2 separate regions of the Mus musculus genome follow, and region 1 is linked to region 2. A link is a loop called in an ENCODE intact Hi-C map of the cell type or tissue named here. Cell type or tissue: gastrocnemius. All regions are shown on one strand.

Region 1 (8,000 bases), 120 kb before region 2:
GTTCTATTTTGTGCCAATGTTAACTCACTGCCACATGCCTACCATAATATGTGCACATAATACATAATCATATACAGAACTAGCATATACACATGCACAGAGAGAACGTAAATAGTTCCTTTATAAATATTTTCTTTTATTCTCCAACTTAGGCCTCTATTTTAATTCCTCAAATAATTCTAGTTGGTGGCATTTCACAAATTAGAAAAAAATAGCAAATATACAATTTATATGTAGGAAGGTTCATGAATATACACTTGGATATTAAAATATTAAGCTCCATAGCAAATGCATTTCAAACAATATACATTTTACACAGATTTGTATAAAATGTAACACAAAGTTACACTCCACCCTGTCCATTCTTGGCCTCTGCTTGGTCTTGTATTATTAATTATACAAATCTGGTCCTTGACAAAACTACAAAGGTTTACAGAAGAGATGAGCTAATCTATTTCACTTTTTACTGTCAAATGAAGAACCAAAATATCTTTAAATTTAATTTAGAAATATATACATCTTTGAAATAAAGAAATTCACATCTTAACATAATACAGGTTTTAAGTAGTATAATCATAGGTGTGAACATCTTGAAAGGACATGACACAAGTATATGTGGATGAATTCTGTATATCTTATGAAATGAATTGAGGCAAAGCCGACTTTCGTGACATTTGTTTTGTGGTGCTGATCACACACTCACACATGGGGCTTTAAAGGGGACAAGAGAGCACTCCACCACCTAAACACATACCCACCCTAAACAGCTCACAAATAATAACAGTTGACTTAAAGTTGACTTAAATATTGATTTTCTACAAAAAGAAAAAAATAAGAGTCCAACTACCTTCCAAACATCTTAATAAAAATACAAGCTTATCACGATGGGCTGGTTCCAAGAACCCTAAAATGAGTGTGAGTGTCACGCCTGCCTCCTGTTGCCATGGCTACCCAATGTCCTGTGGGAGGCAGGGATAATCCGTACACTCCCAAGACCCTATAGATAATGTCACTGGGGAAGAGCCTAAGGAGATGAGCCTGAAACATAACACATATGTAAAAATCATTTTTCAATCATACTTTCCTGCATTTGATCAGCTTCTATACCACAAGCCAGCCAATGTTGCCTCTCTTTTTAATCTGTGCCTCAATCCCAACCCCAGCCCCAACCCCATCCCTGCCCCTAGGACTAGAGACAGCTTTACTACAGGGTCTTAAAAACTCAGTCGAAACTGGGCAGTGGTGGCACACGCCTTTAATCCCAGCACTTAGGAGGCAGAGGCAGATATATTTCTGAGTTTTGAGGCCAGCCTGGTCTACAGAGAGAGTCAGGGCTACACAGAAAACCCCTAAAAACAAAACAAAACAACAACAACAAAAAAACTCAGTCGGGTTGTGATGTTCAAAAGCAGATTTTTGTACTAAATTAATCGACACAAACACCCCCTCATATTTCGCCTATGCTACCTCCTAATCTGCTATAGTTCACTTTTAGGTTTTAGAAGTGGCATTAAAAGCTTACATTTCTGGTCAAAGGAAATTGGCAAGGAAAACTATTATTTTCCTCAAAACCAGAAAATATTAATAGCTATTAAAATGCATTACATGTGTTTATTTCTACAGTGGTGTACGGGTGCATAAGTCAGAGGACAGCTTGCTGGAGACTCTCCCCTTCCACTTCGCGGGTCCTGGGGATACAACCCAGGTTGCCAGGCGTGCTGGCATGTACCTTCACGGCCTGAGCTCTTTCACCGGCCCTAAATGGCCAGGTTTAAATGCAGGCATATTGTAGAACATACTTTGCTACGCTACACTTATTAAAGATACGCAAATGTTATATGCAGCTGTAGATATATAGTTACATATATTGCTGTGAAATGCTTCTTACCTGTCATAAATCAGTTCAATTTTTTTTCGCTATCCAATGACTTAGTCTAACGGCCTGCTTAATCACTTCTTAATAGGTTTAAGTGGCCTACACTGAACTGCCCTTATACGAATAATGAATGATGATCTAATGAAGAAGGTTAGATTACTGGATGAATTTGTAAACTGTCAAAATCAGAACGTCATCTTTCTCATCAGATCCTCCACGTCTAATTCCCCAAATTACTCACTGTAGTAAAAGCGTGCCCATCTACTGGTTTTCAAATAGGCATCTGCAGGTCTACATACCTGACCGAGGAAGCAAGCTAGCACATTAAACCTTGACCAAATTAGAAAAAAAAAAAAAAAAAAAAAAAAAAAAAAAAAAAAAAAAGAAGAAGATGAATAGCGATGAGCAAAAACCTTTTGAGGAGACGCGCAATTCACTGATATTTTCCCGGACTCTCCGCGCACCTCCGGGCGGCTCGGGGCGACGGTTTTGTGGGATCCGTCTGGCAGCCACCCGTTTCTCTAGGACGCGGGCGGGTGGCGAGGACCCGTGGCTCCCACTGCTCCCCCACCCGGGACCCGCTCGCCCTGCTCTCACAGCAGTGTCAGCGTCCACAGCTCCGCGGCCCCCCGCTGTCCCGCCGAGGGACCGGGGCGCGGGCAGGCGAAGGGCGGCTGCAAGGACGACGCGGGACGCGGGCGCATCGCAAGTTGCTCGGCCGCTCCGTGCCCAACTTTCCCGCGCGATCGCGCGCTCTGGCTCCTTACCTTGCGCGTCCCGGGGCCCGGGGGCGGCGGCGCGCGCAAAGTTTGCGACGGCGGCGGCGGCGGCGAGCGGCGGTGGCTGGACGGGCTCGCGGCGGGTCCCCAGGCAGCGCGGCCCCGGCCCGCTCCCCGTTCGCGGAGGCTTTGACTAAAATAGGCATCCCGGCGGCCGGCTGGGGCGCACGGCGCACGCGCCGCCCGAGGTCGCCCCCGCGGGCGGAGCCCCGCTCCCCGCAGACCCGCTGCCTGGCCCACCGCGTGCGCGCGCCCGCTCCCGCGCTTCCTTGTTTGGGCATGAGTGGGGACACGCGCGGACGCGGGTCGCCCCCCGCTGGAAAGGGCAGGGGAGTGAGGACAGACCCCTCGGAGAGTTGCCCGAGGCTCGGAGGGCGCTGTTGCTCCGAGACACCTGATAGCCCAGCCAGATCCCACCTACAAGCTAGCAGGCTGGATTTCAAAGGAGCGAGGTTAAATGCTTACATTTAGGACCAGAAATTGAGAAAAAATAGGATATGGACATATTCTTCAATCAGTATTTATACTGGACATGGTATACCGGACCAGATAAGAAATGCAAGAAAGTTCACAGTAATGAAAAATCGGTGGGATGAAGTTTATAGGACAAATAGAAAGGTTAAATGGACATCCGATAACCACCAAGTGTCCTCTGTGTGACAGAGAACGCAGTCCTGTGGGATCAAAGATCAAAACAGAACCCCCGCTATGTCAGGATGCGTATAGAGTACCCCCGAGGTGCACATTGGTCCAATCTGCCTAGTAGAGAGCACGCCTGCTATTCCAGAGCCAAGTAGTATAGACCAAGTTGCAATCTGTCTGCTCCAGTTGGCTCTGGGGCATTCCCCACAGGCCCCTGTGTTGATGGCTTGGCTTGGTCCCAGCATTATTGAACCTTTAAAATCTTTAAAGAGGAGTTGGCTCAGTAGTAAAGTGCTTACCAGCGAGAAGCCTGAGTTTTCAGTTCCACAACGCAGGATGCAACAGCCTAAAACCTGTTATCCCAGTGTATCCATGGGGACAGGGGAGAGTCCCTGGGAACTTCAGTGGCAGGGCAGGAAAAGTAAGTCTCAAAGAAGGTGGATGGCAGGAGATCACAGTGGCGGTTTTCCTCTTTCCTCCACCTCAAGAGAGCCTGCTCTCAAATCTCTCCCTCCCCCCATCTCACCTTCATGCCCATGCTCTCCCCACGCGCTCTCCTCTTTCCCCCTCTTCCTCTCTTCATGAGTGTATGTCCCAGGGCATGCAGAGGGACCATCAGTCTTGTCTTGTGAGTCTCGCATTAACCTGAAAGTTCCCGGTTAAGCTAGTCTAGCGGACCAGGGAGCCTCAAGGAACCTGCCTGTCACACCCTCACCAGTTTGGGATTACAAACTGAACCTCCACATCCGACTTTTTAACATGGATTTGGGGGATCAAACTTCTGTCTTCATTCTTGTGCAGCAAGGACTTTACTAACTGAACCATGTCTCCAGCCCCTTAGGGTTGTGTTGAGAGCTGAATTTCATCACACCCGCAAAGGTTTTAGAATGGTGTTAATGCAGATTCTGGGTGTTTTATCGCTAACTATTCAGTCTGTTAATTTCTAGATGTTCTGTCTGCCATTTTGGCTCCCACAATTAAATACATTCGAGGTATGGGTGTGGATCGCTGTAAATAAAAGGTTTCCCTGTGTGGCTGTTTGTTCATTGGGGGATGGCTCATTATATGAGATCTGGAATTAGCCTATATTCTAACCACAGAACAGTGAGTAAATTTTAGAACACTCTTGTTCTAGATTGCTACTAAAATAATTCATAGGACTTGAGAAATGAAGGTTTGGCCATTAAAATGCTTGCTGTACAAGCAAGAGGATTAAAGTTCTGACCCCTTAATCCTGGGAGGATGCCCCCTCTAAGTCCATCATCAAGAAAGCAGAGATAGGGGTTCCCCAGAGCAAGCCATCCAGTAAGACTAGCCGTATGGGAAAGCTCTGGGTTTTACCCTCTAATTTTGAAAGATTTATTTATTATTTTTATTTGTGCATGTGTATATTTTTGCTTTAGTCTATACAAATCATTACAGGAGCCCTCGGAGACTAATGGGTGTCATATCCCCTGGTGTCTTAGTTAGGGTTTCCATTGCTGTGAAGAGACACCATGACTAAAGCAACTATTATAAAGGCAAACATTTAATTGGGGCTGGCTTACAGTTTCAGAGGTTCAGTTCATTATCATTACGGTGGGAAGCATGGTAGCATGCAGGCAGACATGGTGCTAGAAGAGCTGAGAGTTCTACACCTTGATCCACGGGCAGCAGCAGGAAACTCCCTTCTGCACTGGGCAGAACCTGAGCATCAGAGTTCTCAAAGCCTACCTACACAATGACACACTTGCCCCAGCAAGACCACACTTGTTCCAACAAGGCCACATCTCCTAATAATGCCACTTTCCATGGGTCAAGCATATTCAAGCCACCACAGCTAGAACTGGCATCATAAGGAGTTATAAGCTGCCTTGTAGTTCTGGGAACCAAACATGGGTCCTCTTTACTGAAGCCATCACTTTAGCTTGGAGCTCTGGGGTTTGATTGAGAGATCCTGCCTCAAAAAGTAAGATGGAAGAGCCTCAGGAATTAGTCTTCCTGAGATCAACCTCAGGCCTTCACTGTCATGTGTGCACATGCACACAAGTGCATATATATGCACACAAATGTAATAATGCCTACTGGATATATAGGACAGTGGTTAGCAGACTATGGCCCCAGGACAATATTTACTTGTGGCTGGCTTACAGGTTCAGAGGTTCAGTCCATCATCATCAAGGTGGGAGCATGGCAGCATCCAGGCAGGCATGGTGCAGGAAGAGCTGAGAATTCTACATCTTATTCTGAAGACAAACAGAAGACTGGCTTCCAGGCAGCTAGGACAGGGGTCTTAAAGCCCATGCTCACAGCGACACACCTACTCCAACAAGGCCACGCCTCCAAATAGGGCCACTCCCTGAGCCAAGCATATTCAAACCATCACAATGTCTGTTTCATGCCAGTAAAATATTATTTTGATTACTGTTGCTTTGTAACATAATTTGAAATCAGCATGTACGATGGTTCTCGCTCTGTTCTTCTCCCGATTATCTGAGGGATTTTGTGCTTCCCTAAACATTTTCAATTTTTTGTCTACTAAAAAGACTTCAACTAGAATTTTGGTATACATCCCTATAAACCAATACTATACTTTGGGGTAGTATAGGCATTTTGTTTTTATATTTTTTTTTTAATTACTTAAGATAACCTTTAACGTTAAATATATTTTGATCATATTCTTACCCTCTCCAAGTCCTTCCAGACCCTCCACCCATCAAAAAACTTAGTTAAAGAACAGAAACCAAACCAAGAAAAAATAAAACACTACCCCAAAAGAAAAACCAAACACCAAACTATAACCAAATAAAAGCACACACACACACACATACACACACACACACACACACACACACACACACACACACACACACACACAGACACACAAAAATGTGAAGTCCATTATATATAGGTAATCTACTCCTGAACATGAGGCCTGCCCTGGTGTGGTTGATATATTCAGTGTCACTCCATTGGAGAAAACGGATTTTTCCCTCCCCCAGCAGGTACAAACAACAGTTCAGTTGATAATTTTTACCCTAGTGACTAGGTTTTCATTCATTCATTCACTCATTTATTCATCTAACAAAATAAAATATAATAAAACAAAAACCATCACATTGATGCTGGACAAGACAAACTAACTGAAGGAAAAGAGCCCAAGAAAAGGCACAAGAGCTAGGCTTCATTAACGCTTTTTCATCTATGCTCAAGAGGAACTGGCATAAATTCCTCAAGGACTTTGTGGACATCACAAGTGAGGTCATCTGCCCTTCCACTCTTCTGTATTGGAAAGTTTCTTTCTTCAAAGTGGCCAAAGAAAATGCTATTCAAAAACAAAGCAATGGCACCAATGGATCAGATAGGAGAGAGGGCACCGGGTGCTCAGATTGGAGTTCTTATCAAGGGAATCGAAGGGTGTTTGCCGTTGTTCTTCAGTGGTTGTTGTCTTACTCACGTCGGTCAGCTCCGAGATTCTATTGCTTCCGTCTCAGTCGGTTATGGATTTCTAGAAATGTATTTTTTCTATGCTATCTAGTTTGTTGGCATATAATTTTTCATAGTGGTCTCTTTTGACGCTCTGGATAAGCATTCACATGTAATTTTTATTCAAGGGGTGACTTTGAAACAGAATCTCTCAATATCTCTTTGTAGTCCTGGTTGTCCTGGAACTCACTATGTAGACCATGCTGGCCCTGAACTCACAGAGATCCTCCTGCCTCTGCCCCACAAGTGCTGGGATTAAAGGCACACACCACTATGGGATGGATGTTTCTGTTGCTCCACCTCTTCACTAGCCTTTGCTCTCATTCTGTTGTTTAGATTTTAGCCATTCATGTAGGCAGGCTTTTTGCTTTTTAAATGGACTCTTTCAGTGAATTTGTTCAAGATGACAAAATAGCATATGTACCAGACAGATGTTGTTTAATGTGATTAGAAAACAGAAATAAGATCTTAAAGCAGAGGGTGTAAACATTTGTGTTGTTGTGATCCAGTTCCTAGACTCTAAAAATGGACATGACAATGGCCAAGTGTTTGTAATACTGAATTCATGAAGAAGCCCCATTTACAAAGCTGTGCTGCAGTTGGTACATTAGACAATAGCTTTGCTAAGAGTTGTCACCTCTGAAGAAAACTGGTACACAATTAAAAGTTTAAAAAGCTGGAGAAGTGAGGTCTGCGGCTTCCTCCCAGCCCCATGCTCCCAGAAATAAGACTCAGGCTCAAAATATATTTACAAATACCTTGGGCATATAGCTAGGCTCTTCTCTGACTAGATCATAACTTATTTTTTTTTAAAAAGATTTATTTTATTTATTATATATAAGTACACTGTAGCTGTCTTCAGACACTCCAAAAGAGGTCGTCAGATCTCGTTACGGATGATTGTGAGCCACCATGTGGTTGTTGGGATTTGAACTCAGAACCTTTGGAAGAGCAGTCAGTGCTCTTAACCGCTGAGCCATCTCTCCAGCCCAATATACCATAACTTATTATAACTCATTTTCTCTGATATTCATTCTGCCACGTGGCCGGTTTCCTGTACTCAGGTACCATGCATCTGTCTTATCACATGTTCCAGGATAAATCTCCAATATCTGGCTCTATCCCAGAGTTCTTTCTGCCTCTGGGATGGCCCACCTTCTATTCTACCCTATCCTATTGGCCATAGGTTTTTAAATTGACAGGTGATGCTTCCATGTAACACACGAGATATTCTCTCT
Region 2 (8,000 bases):
AGGCTGGAGAAATGGTTCAGTGGTTAAGAGCACTAGACTGCTCTTCTGGAGTTCCTGAGTTCAATTCCTAGCAACTACATGGTGGTTCAGAACCATCTGTAATGGATTCTGATGCCCTCTTCTGGTGTGTCTGAAGACAGCAACAGCATACTCACATAGATAAAATAAATAAATCTTTAAAAAAAAAAGTAAACCATTAAAAAAATGAAAATTGAGTACTTTTTTTTAGTAATGACTGCCATTCTGATGGCAAGATAGAATTTTAATGTAATTTTGCTTTACATTTCTTTTGATGAAGAATTAAGCATTTTTACATATTATTGGCCATTTGTAATTCATCTTTCAACAACTGCTTATTGCTTTATCCTATTAATTGTGTTATTTAATTTCTTACTGTTTAGTTTTATATTTTCTTATATATATCATATTCCAGCCATATAGTTAGAAAGCATTTTACCATTCTTCAAGCTGTCTCTTTACTCAATTGTGTTTTTTTACGTGTGTGTGTGTGTGTGTCTGTGTGTGTGTGTGTACACGTATAATGAGTACTACAATATGCATGTGAAGGTCAGAGAACAAATTATGGGCATTGATTCTCTTCTTCCACCATGTAGGTCCTAGGAATTAACTCTGGTTGTTAAGCCTAGTGGCAAGTGCCTTTCTTTATCCAGCGATTCATCTTGCTAGCTCAAGACTTATTTTTATGAGGTTCCTTCCGTTTGTCACTTGTTGACATAGTTTCCTGAGTGACTGGAGTCCTTGCTTACTCCTCTATTCTGAATTGTTTCCCTGATTTTTCCTCTAAATTTTTCTGTGTTTTATATTTATACTTTTATGAAAAGTAAGATACAGTTTCATTTTTTTTCTACCTGTGGATGTCTGTTTTCCCAGAAACATTTGTTGCAAAGGTCATTCTTTCTTTAATAGACTTTGGTCATTATTGTCAAAGATCAGGTGGAGGTAGTTACAGATATGTATGCTTATGTATGGGTCCTTTATTCTATTCCATTGATCTACATGTCTATTTTTGTGGCAGTATTGAGCTGCACTTGTGCACTTGTTACTATGACTCTGTACTATAACTTGAAATCAAGTTGATAATGTCACCATTACCAACTTCTTTTTGCTTGGGATTGCTTTTGCTGTCTGAGGTGTTTTGTGCTTCCATAGGAAATTAAGATTTTGGTTTCTACCTCTGCGAAGAATGGCACTGGGATTTACTTAGTCTATAGATTGCTTTTGGTTTTCTTGCTATCTGCCCTTCTGTCCACAAGCATGAGATGTCTTCGTTCCTCTTAGAGTCTTCTTTAATTTCTCCATTGAATATTTTAAACTTTTCAAAGTAGAAGCCTTTATACCCTTGACTAGGTTCATTATAGGTTTTGTAAGGCAATTGTGAATGGAATCATTTATTTCATTTCATTTACAGCAAGTTTGTTGTTGGGATATAAGTAAACTATTTACCCATTTATTCTGTTTCATTTTTATTTTTAGCTTGCCACTTGCCTGAAATATGCTCACCACTTCTTGTTGTTTGTTTGTTTATTTGTTTGTTTGAAACAGGGTTTCTCTGTGTAGCCCTGGCTGTCCTGGAACTCACTCTGTAGACCAGGCTGGCCTCGAACTCAGAGATCCGCCTGACTCTGCCTCCCAAGTGCTGGGATTAAAGGCGTGTGCCACCACGCCCGGCTCTTAGCAGCATCTGCAAATAATTTTTGTGGCAGTGAATCAGAGTTGGCCTGGTCTCACTGCCCTGTGAAGCATGCATCATAGATTTTTGATGTTAGAGTTCAGGGCTCCGGGGACATTGCCTTTTGGTTCCTGAGAAACTGAGGCACTCCCTCGGGCAGCGAAGCATTCAGACCACCTGTGTGTCTCTGTTTCCTTAGAAGTCAGTGAAACATCTACAAGTTTGGCACAACAAACAGAGTTAGACATGAATCTTCTCTACCTTATTTTGCTTGCAACTGTCATCATCTCCTGACAACCACCATTATATTCTGTTTTCAATAAGTGTATAAAAAGTCTGATTGCTTGAAATAAACTTTTCTTAGCTTCAGCCTTACTGAGACCCCTCCAATCTGGTCTGGTTTTCATTCCCACTCATGATATCAGGAGACCCTGGTTGGTAAGTAAACACTGGTGTTTACAAGTGACTCTAGAACGGGGATCTGAAATACAGAAATTTAAGAATAACAAATACTTAAGGTGAAGACCTCCTGGTCGTGGTGTACACACAAGTGTAACAAGGCAGAAGGCATTGCAGGTACAAACGGGTCAGGCAAGGTCAAAGGAACGACACTTGTTTGCAGTTCTGTGAATTTTGTTGCTGGAAAAGTTTTTGTTTGTTTGTTGGTTGGTTGGTTTTTTGTTTTTTTGTTTTTATTTTCTTTGAGACAGGGTTTCTCTGTATAGCCCTGGCTGTCCTGGAACTCACTTTGTAGACCAGGCTGGCCTCGAACTCAGAAATCCGCCTGCCTCTGCCTCCCGAATGCTGGGATTAAAGGCATGCACCATCACGCCTGGCTTTGTTGCTGGAAAAGTTAAATCAGGACACCATCAGTTGATGAAATTCGTGGAGTTCATCAGCAAACTTCAGGCTTCTGTCTCTGAGGAGGGATCTCTGGATTCCAGAACTTGATCCCAGTAGGACCAATGAGCAGCTCAGGGAGATTAGATACAAGAGAACCAGAGGAAATTCCTAGCAATGCTTTTCAGCTCTGGAAAGAAATAAAAACAGTAGCTGATAGAAGTGACAATTAAATGAGAGATGAGGGTGACTGCCGCAGACCCTCTGGGCCCCTTTGTCTGCGTGGAACGGGTCTCTAGTCGCGGGTGGGCAAAGCGTCGGATGAATTGACAGATAGATGCACACAGGAGAGGTTGTGTAGGATCTGAATGTAATTTGTCAAATCAAGCATCGGACTTTTTATGCAGAAGACAATAAGGAAGTTGGGTGACACACCAGCAAGGTACAAAGAGGTAATCGGATGCTTAATGACTCTTACACAGAACAGAGGAATGAAAACGCAAAGACTGGTAGGAACTGGGCAATAAAATAACTGAGACAAAGTCAGCCCTATCTAAGGTCAGCTATAGTCTTAGAAGCCAGGTGTGAGATCTTTTCACTCCTAGGGCAAGGGCTTTCACACCCAAGTCATGGTTCTAACTAGGGAGTTCCGTTCTAGCTAACCATCACATGAATAATGCAGTACTCTAAAACCACAGCCCAATCTACTTCCTAAACCATTGTAAATTCCTGTATATGGGTGTAACTCAGCTATAGTTCTAAGTATCTATTCTGGTCTCTCCTACGGTCAGAAACTTCTTTCTTCCTTGGTGATGGTAGATTCCTGTGAAGGGCAGTGACCTAACTTTTATTCAAAGTGATAGTGTAATACCAGGGGCAGTACTGAATTCCAAGCCCAAGGTCTTGCTCAAGGACATTCTAGGACTGTTGGAACACTGGCTTTAGCTATGTCACAATTCAATCTTAAAAGGCACTTATAATAGGATAATACTAAGAGAGAGCACGTGGATTTATACACTAGACTAACACAGGAATGGAAAATTAATGTATGGGTTAGAGAGAACGCCAGACTCCAGGAATGAGTTTCTGTGAAACTCTTCTGCCTCAGTGAGTAGCTTCCAAGCCTCTCGGCTTGTCAAGCTGACTCGACCAGAGCGCGTGGCAGGTGACTAGGAAAAAGCCAACTAACACCGAGAATAGAAGAAAAATTAGAACCTGAAGTTCAACCTGGTTGTCGTTCTCCTTTTGGTGACTTTGCCTCTTTACCTCCTGCTCCAACTCCCTCCCCTCCTAACCCGGATCTATCAAGTGCAGCTCCTGATAACACGGAAACACCCACATCACCCCTACCTTCACTAATGTGTGAACTCAATGAGACAGTCAGTTCCTTTTAAACCATCATATAGGTCTCTGATGCAAGAGGCTCAGTATCAAGCCCTGCAGATGGGAGAGGACCTTGAGGGATTCTCTTTTTTCCCCAGAGATTGAAATATGCAATCCTAATAATGCAGAACAGCGAGTTAAACATTATATACCCATTTCATTTAAGACTCTTAGAGATCTTAGGTAGGCCTACTCTCAATATGGGTTAACTGCTCCCTATAGATTGTATAACCTTGAGTCTGTCTCTGTTCCCTCTGACTGGAAGATCATAGCAAAAGCTTGTCTTAGTGGGTGAATATTTACTGTGGAGGACGAGAGATGTCAAGACGAAGCTATTAGAAAGGAGCAAACTAATGTGCCTATAACTTTTAAGATGTCAGGAGAAGACATGGATAGCAATGCTCAACAGGCGATTTCATGTCCTCTGAGGCTTAGTGCTTTGGCACTGCAAGCACCGTGTAAGTTACCAGAACCTGGAGGAAGGCAGAGGAACTTTCTAAAATTAGCCAGAGGCTCGATGAGTCATATCAAGATTTTGTTTCCCAGTCAGTCACCGAATGGTCAGTGGACAGGAAGGAGAGGTCTTATTGTCAAGCAACTGGCATATGAGAATGCTAATGCTCCCTGCCGGACTACCTTCTATCCCTTTTGAAAGAAAGGAGAGATTAATGACTACATCTACCTCTGTGCTGATATTAGACCTTCGTATACTCAAGGGGCTATCTATGGATGTGGCCCTTCAAGGGCAGAAGGTGCTTCAACTATGTCAAAAATTTGTTGCTATTGCTTTAAAAAGAAACTGATGTTTCTTGATGCTTTTGTTATACATTATATGGATGCTGCTCTGCTTCCTGCTGAAAATAACAGATTTCTGGAAGGTTTGTCTGCTGAAGTTAAAAAAATAGATTAACTCATGGATTGATTACAGGCCCATAAAAATCATCATATTACTCCAATTTTATATTTAGGAAAGTTTATAAAGTCTTTATAGGGTGGAAGCTAGGAAGGACACCTTAAGAACTTGAAATGGTTTTCAAAAATGGCTAAAACATTTAGATTGGGCTAGACATAGGTTAGAATTTCCCACACCACAACTGCAACCTTTGTTTTTATTTTTTTTAATTTAGTTATTTATTTTACATACATGAACACACTGCTGCTATCTTCAGACACATCAGAAGAAGGCATTGGATCCCATTACAGATGGTTGTGAGTCACCATGTGGTTGCTGAGAATTGAACTCAGAACTTTTGGAAGAGCAGTCAGTGCTCTTAACTGCTGAGCCATCATCTCTCCAGCCCTCCAATTTTTTTTTCAAGATTTATTTATTTGGTGTATGTGAGCACACTTTCACTGTCTTAGGGCAAACCAGAAGAGGGCATTGGATCCCATTACAGATGGTTGTGAGCCACCATGTGGTTGCTTGGAATTGAACTCAGGACCTCTGGAAGAGCAGTCAGTGCTCTTAACTACTGAGCCATCTTACCAGCCCCAAGATTAATTTATTTTATGTATGCTAGTATTCTATCTGCATGTACACCTGCATTGGATCCCAGTATAGATGGTTGTGAGCCACCAAGTGCTTGCTGGGAATTAAATTCAGGACCTTTAGAAGATCAGCCAGTCCTCTTAACTGCTGAGCCATCTCTCCAGCCCTAATTGATATTCTTAAGAGGAATACTGATCCTGCATCCCCTAGAGAATGTACTGAGCCTACACATAGAACATGACGGCTGGTGGCAAATGCACTTAGGGAAGCTCAACTTCAGCATATCTTAAATACCTATGCTGTTTCTCCATAAATAGTAACACCTTCTTTCAACATCCCCACAGGGTTGCTCCGAGTGGAGAAACCACTAGAATGAATACATCTCTCTATCAGTCCAAAAAAGGTCATCACTCCATACTGGCATATGGTTCAGGAATTGATAATTCTAGGCAGGTCTTACACAAAGCAATTATTTGGACAAGAGCCAACAAAAATATTATATCCCTTATGATAAAAAGTTGGATTTTTTGATGAATACTTCAGTTGACAGACTTTTGCTGTATATCCTTTTCAAACTGATAATCATTTTCCTTCCATCAAGTTTATTGATTTTTGCATTAGAACGTGCTATTTTATTTCCTAACTTCTGTCAATACCCTCTGCACAAGTAGTGTTTGTAGATGCCACAGAAGACCATAAGGGTGCCCTGGTTTCTAGAGGTGCTGCACAGATATTTGCCCACTCAGGTGTTTCTGTACGATGGATGGAAGTACATGGGATTTACACTGCTTTGCAATGTTACCCTCAACTTCCCAAGTTACATTCTGAGTCACAATACGCAGCCCTGGCAGTGCAGCATCTAGAAAAAGCATGAATTCCTTCATCAGCCACCTCTATTGGTGATTTATTACAATTAATTCAACAGGAGGTGTAGACAGGGGGAAACCTGGTTTATTTGGCCACATTAGGTCACATTTTAATCTTCCAGTTCCTTTGACTGAGGGAAAAGCAAAGGCAGAGTTCCTTTTAACACTGTCTCTTTTCTTGGGAACTAACAACCTAAAGGAAAGATGAATAATCACATGCATGCTTTCACCAAATTGCTTCAGCATGGAAAAACTGGTTTACTAGCTAAAAAGCAGGTTCACTTGATAGTTAAGGAATGCCCTTCATATGTAAAGTTAATATCATGCCTCTGTCCTCTTACACCATGGTTTGGGGAAGTTAAAGTATGGTCATATCATTGTGGATACTTACTCGTTGCTCATTTTTGCTGTTGCCCTATTGGGAGAAGCAGTTATTGTTATTTTAGGCCTCTGTGAAATATTAAATTCTGACAATGTTCCTGCATATGCTGCCAAGCCTTTTCAGGAAATTTGTCAACAGTATGCTGTAACCCATATCATTTCTTACGAACCTCAAGGCCAATCTCTTGCTAGCTAGAAAGAGCTAATGGACAACTTGATTGCTATTTTAAAATAAAGAAGGGGGAAAGGGTAATATCATGTGGTGGTGTGAACAGGCATGGTTCCCGTAGACTCATGTGTTTGAAAGCTTGGCCTGTAGGGAGTGGTACTATTAAGAGGTATGGCCTTGTTAGAGTGGATGTGGCCTTATAGGAAGAACTGTGTCACAGTGGGGACAGGCTTTGAGGTGTCCTATGCTCAACTATTGTGGGACTGTGAAAAGCAGCCTGGTTTCTGGTTGAGCTAGGTTTGAAACACCAGTGACCCTGCAGGTGACCCCACAGGGAATAACCCTGCAAGGAACAGTAGGCATTTTGCCATGTTCCTGGACACCAGGCCCTTGACATGACACTGCAGCTCTACATAGGTCTGTGGCCATCAGTCACATAAGGGCAACACCCCAAGCCCCTCCACAGGTAAGAAACATGATCACAGGTCATGTAGACTCAAGACAGATCTCCATTTTAATGAGGTACCAAAAGGTCTGAAGGGCTTATCCAATAAACTCCCCTTCCCAGACACTCCTCCCTGAAAAAGGTATTTAACCCTAAGGCATATAGGTACTAATAATATTTTTCTTCTATTTTTATATGCATTACATTTTTAAAATTTGGGCAAGGATCTCAGAGCAATTTGGGGGCCCCTCAGAAACAGTCCTTTGAAGACATGTTATGTCAGGTCAATGGAATACCTGGATCTAGTAGTTCACAGGGTGCCAAGAAACCAGTGTGGATACGTAAAAGATTGACTTGGAAGATGGACATAGAGGTTCAAGAGCGTCTGGAGAGGCTTCACCTGAAGAAAAATGAACAAGGTAGTGGAGTGTGGAGAGCCTTGCCGCAAGCAATCGCCATTATAAGATGGTGCTGGCTTCCGCTGTGCCTAACTAGTGAACAAGCCTTGTGCGCAAGTGCGAGAGTGAACTCACGCCTAGTCACTGCCCATCTCGGGGCATAGTAATGAGGTGATGGGCGAGCAACAAATCAGGAGCTGACATGCCACATCAGGTGCTGAAACGCCACGCTGAGGGCTATATAAGCAGCACCATTTTCCAGGGTCTGGGTCTTCCCTCCTTAAGAAGCAATAAAGCTTGCCGCAGAAGAATCCGGTTGTCCGAGTGTGTTCTTGCCGG

What was found. Peaks named below come from ENCODE experiments on the same cell type or tissue, not always from the same donor. Only the 100,000 strongest peaks of a DNase experiment are listed, where the experiment ranks them.
Region 1: it touches region 2 in a loop (5-fold over the local background); 2 of 42 quality-filtered maps call a loop at or near these places.

Annotation. Positions count from the first base shown.
Region 1 is chr10:45,330,525-45,338,524 of GRCm38, reverse strand. Bves (blood vessel epicardial substance) reads right to left here and starts at 2,790. Exons shown (of 8, transcript NM_024285.3): 1 at 2,644-2,790. In gastrocnemius, a CTCF peak has its summit at 3,011 (motif pointing left); DNase peaks (open chromatin) are centred at 1,710, 2,633, 2,854 and 3,518; H3K4me3 peaks cover 2,163 bases; H3K27ac peaks cover 1,743 bases.
Region 2 is chr10:45,213,284-45,221,283 of GRCm38, reverse strand. No RefSeq gene overlaps it. Among named protein-coding and RNA genes, the nearest start is that of Gm26016, 51 kb to the left of the region's middle. In gastrocnemius, no CTCF peak of the experiment used is centred here; no DNase peak of the experiment used is centred here; H3K4me3 peaks cover 323 bases; H3K27ac peaks cover 2,413 bases.